Linked DNA regions of Homo sapiens: region 1 is linked to region 2. A link is an interaction called in ENCODE POLR2A ChIA-PET data of the cell type or tissue named here. Cell type or tissue: Panc1. All regions are shown on one strand. Links, peaks and the distances in the headings refer to the core of each region. The heading gives the core; the rest is flanking DNA.

The links. Peaks named below come from ENCODE experiments on the same cell type or tissue, not always from the same donor. Only the 100,000 strongest peaks of a DNase experiment are listed, where the experiment ranks them.
Region 1: POLR2A ChIA-PET joins it to region 2 with 8 read pairs; 3 of 35 experiments call an interaction of 5 or more read pairs at or near these places.

What each region holds. Positions count from the first base shown.
Region 1 is chr21:32,495,827-32,498,745 of GRCh38, reverse strand. All of the region lies in intron 5 of EVA1C (eva-1 homolog C), which reads right to left. It also overlaps the pseudogene EXOSC3P1. Among named protein-coding and RNA genes, the nearest start is that of EVA1C, 85 kb to the right of the region's middle. RefSeq lists a silencer at 696-864 and an enhancer at 2,801-2,919. In Panc1, for the core only: no CTCF peak of the experiment used is centred there; no DNase peak of the experiment used is centred there; H3K27ac peaks cover 1,012 bases.
Region 2 is chr21:32,441,592-32,444,510 of GRCh38, reverse strand. The region is part of intron 1 of EVA1C (eva-1 homolog C); the gene reads right to left. Among named protein-coding and RNA genes, the nearest start is that of EVA1C, 30 kb to the right of the region's middle. In Panc1, for the core only: no CTCF peak of the experiment used is centred there; no DNase peak of the experiment used is centred there.

The sequences.
Region 1 (2,919 bases), core at 280-2,779, 54 kb before region 2:
ATCAACACCTTTCCTCTCCCACTCAGCAACCTCAGCGTCTCGGCCCCTAGTGTGCAGCTAGTGTGCAGCTAGTGTGCATACCCTAGTGTTCACCCTACAGTATGGTTCTCTTTGGAAGAATTAAACCACCACCCCCAAGCTAAATTAGGCCCCCTCCACTGTTACAGTCTTCTGCCCTTTTCTAAAATAGCATTTGTCACAACAGGTCATGATGATGTGTCTGGCTATTTGGTTAATGCTTGCCTTTCTCCCTCAACTGCTCACCCCATGAAAACAGGACCATGTCTCTTTTTTTTTTTTTTTTTTGAGACAGAGTTTCACCCTTGTCACCCAAGCAGTGACGAGATCTCAGCTCACTGCCAACTCCGCCTCCCAGGTTCAAGTGATTCTCCTTGTCACAGCCTCCCAAGTAGCTGGGATTACAGGCATGCGCCATCATGCCCAGATAATTTTGTATTTTTAGTAGAGATGGGGTTTCACCATGTTTTCCAGGCTGGTCTCGAACTCTTGACCTCAGATGATGCGCCCGCCTCGGCCTCCCAAAGTGCTGGGATTACAGGCGTGAGCCACCGCACCTGGCCGTGTCTCTTTGTTTATTACAAAATCCCTGGCACCCAGCACAGCTCCTGACACAAAGAGCAATGTGCTGAATGAGTGACAGAAGGAAGAAAAGCTTGAACTGGGACATGTGACCCCCAGGCCCTGAAAGCTCACCTTCATCTCAGCATTAGTGATGTGGTTTGGCTCTGTGTCCCCACCCAAATCTCATAATTCCCACGTGTTGTGGGAGGGACCTGGTGGGAGGACCCTGTGGGAGATGATTGAATCTTAGGGGCGGGTCTTTCCCGGGCTGTTGTCTTGATAGTGAAAGGGACTCACGAGATCTGATGGTTTAAAAAATGAGAATTTCTCTGCACAACTCTCTTTTTGCCTGCCGCCATCCGCATAAGATGGGACTTGTTCCTCCTTGCCTTCCGCCATGACTGTGAGACCTCCTAGCCATGTGGAACTGTAAGTCCAATTAAACCCCCTTTTTTGTAAATTGCCTAGTCTCGGGTATGTCTTTATCAGCAGTGTGAAAATGGACTAATACAATTAGCTAAGAAGAGCCTCAGCTGTAGGAACTGTTCTTGCCTCATCCTTGAAAGCACACTAGAAACTGCACCTTTAAAAAAAATGTTTTAGTAAATGTTATTGTACAGAATAAAAAAATACATCATGATTCTGTAATGATTTTCTCTCCCACAAGAGCATGGGTGAAAATCAGTAATTTACTTATAAAAATATTTTAATTAGGACTCCAATAAGATAATATGTACCTTCATACCTTGTCTTCTGAATAACTAAATGGGGAGAAGTTCACCTGAAAAAAGTTTTCCCCAGGAAACCCATGGTTTCTTGGCTCAACGGACCCATTAAAAAAGTCCACCTATATCAACTTTCTGCCAATCTGGAGATTTGTTTTCTTTGATCTAATGTCATGTGTTCACAAGCTTCTAAAACATTTGCCAAAATTAAAGTCTGCTGGACGGTTTTTCCCTTAACCCATACTCTTCCATTCATTCCAAATACTATCTTCAGTGGATAGAGTTTTCCCACTTCCTGTTTGATTTCATGATCTGGAGCTAACAGCTTTCTAATGAAGCCCAGTCACTTTAAAAAGCAGACCATCCTGTCCAATGACATTCCTTCCATTGGCTCATCCATAGCTGTCAATACAGACCATCTCTGGTTCCATGTCTTTATTAGCAACCACAAATTGGCCATAGATGAGATCTCCAACCTGCACATTTGGTCTGTTTCTTTTAGTTGCACCTTCAAATGCCAAGTAAGACAAAGAAACTGGCTCACTCCCTCCAACATCAACTCTGAATATATCTCCAGATTTAGCTGTCACTATGCCAGTCACCTGGTCTCCTTTCACTAGAATATACTCCGTTCCCAGGGCTATGGCGGCCCCAGCCCAGCAGTGTCTCAGCTTTCCCGGTCCCCGGCCAAAACTACACCTTATTTGGAGGCTAAAGTTCTGCTTCTTATTCAACACTCTGATGAAGAGGCCTGAAGTTACTGGAACCTCAGTGTGACCCGTGTCCAGTCTACCGTCCTCCATTCTACCAGAGGAGCTATCCAAGGATGTACTCAAAGTGACCTTTTTGGCCTCTGGGGGAACCTCAGCCAAAATGGGCCCCATGCTACTTAGAGTTGCTTAGACATGACAGCAGGAATAAAGACAGAGCAGGTAAAGCCATCCCTCCTGTGATGTAAGAGTGGGTGCCATTATTTTGGTAATACATTTATGTAGTCACTTCATCATATCTATTGCAGCATTGATATTGCAGAGAACAACATTTTTAGTTCAGGATATAAAATTCTAAGGATGCAATGGAATATTATGATGCCACAAAAAGAAATAAAGTACTGAGACATGCTACAACATGTACGAACCTTGAAAACAGATGCTAAGTAAGGAAGCCAGACACAAAGCACCACACATTGTATGATTCCATTTCTAGGAAATGTCTAGAAGAGGCAAATCCATAAAGACAGAAAGTAGATGGGTGGTTGCCTGGGGATGGGGCAGGTGTAATGAATGGGTGGATTTGGTGGGCTGACTGCTAAGGGATACAGGGTTTCTTTTGGGGGGATGCGAATGTTCTTAAACTGATTGTGGTGATGGTAGCACAATTCTGTGCATATACTAAAAACCACTGATTTGTATGCTGTAACAGGTGAATTGTATGCTCTGTGGATTATATCTCAAAAAAGCTGTTGCAGACATAAAATGGCTAGGAATGTTTGGCAGGGGAAAAAGCGATTTCCAAGAGAATAGGTATCAGGTTCTTCAATTATAATGCTCTTTGCTTTCCATTTGCTTTTATGCTCATTTCCAACAAAAAGAAGGCAGTCAACACATTAGGA
Region 2 (2,919 bases), core at 295-2,794:
ATCCCTTTCCCTATGTGTCTCTTCATCTGTATCCTTTGTAATAGCCTTTATAATAAACTGATAAACATAAGTGAACTTCCCTAAAGTTTTTCTGTGAGCCACTCCATATTGATGGAACCCAAGGAGGGGGTCATGGGAACCTCAACTTGAAGCTTGTTGTTCAGAAGTTCCGGAGGCCCAGACTGTGACTGCTGGGAAGAAGGGCAATAGTCTTGGGGACCGAGACTCATTCTGTGGGATATGATGCTGTCTCCAGGTAGATGGTGTCAGAATTGAATTGGAGTATATATCCAGCTGGTATTTGCTGCAGAATTGATTGTTTGCTTGTTGGTGGGGAGGAATCCCCAAACATTTGGTCACAAAAAATATTCCGTGTTGATTGTTGTTGAGTGAAAGAATAGAGAAAGTACTTTGAGTTTGTGTGTGTGTGTGTGTGTGTGTGTGTGTGTGTGTGTGTTTTCACACAATTGGTGTCAGAAGTGGGAGTTGCTGGCTGTGGCCCTGTCTCATAGAAACATGTGCTTTGGGAAGAGAAAGAATGAGAGGATGGAGGATAAGAGACCTTTGATTCCTGGATGGTCGTATGGTCACCCATGGTATGAAGTCACAGCTGTGCTGCACTCTGTTACTAAAGGTGAAAGTTACCTTTCCGGAATTTGGAGACAGATCCAACTCTTGGGAAGTTGGTTCACTGGATGTGCAAGGAAATGCAAACTAATAATAAAGAAGTGAAATATTCAATCCTTTGGTTATTGTTATCTGTAATAGCTAAAATAAAAATAAAAGAGAGCACTAGGAATTAGGGTGTATGACTGTGATAGCCACCTCTTGGAATTGGTGGCTTCATGTTTTGCTGTGATGATTAAATGATATAGTGGGCATAAGCATCTTTTTTTTTCTTTACCATAAACCACTGCACATCTCTAAGGTATTACAATTATACTGTAAGGGTTTTTTTATTTGTTTGTTTTTTGAGATGGAGTTTCGCTCTTCTTGCCCAGGCTGGAGTGCAATGGCGCAATCTTGGCTCACTGCAACCTCCGCCTCCTGGGTTCAGGAGATTCTTCTGCCTCAGCCTCACAAGTAGCTGGGAATTACAGGTCCTTGCCACAAAGCCTGGCTAATTTTTTTGTATTTTTAGTAGAGGCAGGGTTTCACCATGTTGGTCAGGCTGATCTCCAACTCCTGACCTCAGGTGATCCACCCACCTAGGCCTCCCAAAGTGCAGGCATGAGCCACTGTACCCTGCCATGTACTGTAAATCTTAAAGAACACTAATTAACATAGAGCTTCCATTGGTACAATGCTGAACAATCCAGCTCTAATCAAATTACACTCGCGGCCAGCCCTCTCAGCTCTGAGCACCTTGATGTAAGGTAGACAGCTCAGAGACCAGTACATAGCCCCGTGGCTGCCCTCAGTCCAGACATGTCACTGCTGAGCCTGGAGGAAAAGGGAACCCTCCCTCCCCACCCTTCCTCCTTCCTTCCCTCCCTCCCTCCCTCCCTCCTTCCCTCCCTCCCTCCCTTCCTTCCCTTCTTCCTTCCTAATAATTAAGACCTAAAAAGTTACTAGTATTTAGAAGAGGTCAAAAGAGCTGTACATTTTCCTCTCTTTCTTTTCTGAAGCCAGAGGCTTCCAATGCAATCTGAGTTTCCTGAGGGTTGACGTTGCCTGAGTCACTCTGAACGCAGGATATAAGAATATCAGTCACTGGCCCCACATCGGTGTGCTAAAGTCCCCTAATCACCAGGGGCCAATTTCACAATCTTACTTCTGGGAAAAGAAAGGAATTCAATTTGCTACGTCCTTGCCTTCCCTCCCACCCGCTTTTTTTTTTTTTTTTTATAACCTGCCACCCTCCACTTGGTTAATGCTTTAGATAAAAGACCACACCCTTGTATTCACAAATAAACAAATAATAAAAGGTGTTTTTACATGTTTGAAGTCTTTTTCCAGAAAAAGATGTTCTTTTCTTTTGTGTTTGTGAATGCATTTAGAGAATTGGCAATGGCATGGGGTTGGGGGGTGGGGAGCCATGAGTCAGGGGTCCTGAGGGTACAGGAAAGGCCCCATGACCAAGGGCTCAGGACTGGCACTACACACCCAGGGGCATCAAGATCAAAAGGTGAAGTTAGGTATGAGTTTAAGTCCTTCCTCTAGTCCCAGGTGTGAGACTAAGAAAGTGAACCTGGAGGTTAATTGTGAAGAGAACTAGAGCCACCAGCCTGTTTCTTAGATATTTGGGAGGCTCCCAAGTTAGGGATGACCAAGGATAGCTATGACAACTCTTAAGTGATGAGCTCAGATCCTAGTCCTGAAACAAACCACAGAGGAGAGAAGGTAAACTGAGAGTCCAGACAAGGCAGAGACAATATATTTTCTTCCCGAGCACACAGGAGTAGTATATTTCTCAGCCTGCCCTACCCCAATCTCTCCTGGTAGTACAGTGGGCCAGTGGAAAATTCTGGGCAATGGAAAGAGGGCAGAAATGATGTTTGCCACTTGAAGGTCTGGCCCTTGAGACCCCTTGTGACCCTCCACTACCTCTCTCTCCCCGTCTGCTGTCACAAGTGGACAACAGAGGGGACAAGGACAGACTCTGAGGCCCCAGAAGACAGGGGAGGCACCAAATGGAAGAAACCTCGTTCTGGGCTACACCTGGACTTTGAATTCTTGTAGTTAACATTGGTTTCTAATAGTCACCCAATTATCTCCCATCTTGTCACTTTTTCTTACTTCTTTTCCCTTTCTGTACACCAACCCTCTGATTCATCAAGTCCCATAATTTCCCCCCATATATTTGCATGTATTTTAAGTGGATTTTCCTATGTAGTTGTCCACTTGTGTATTTATATGTATGGATTTCAGATTTTCGTGGCTGTCTCGGCATTTGTCTACACATGTCAATCCATTGTA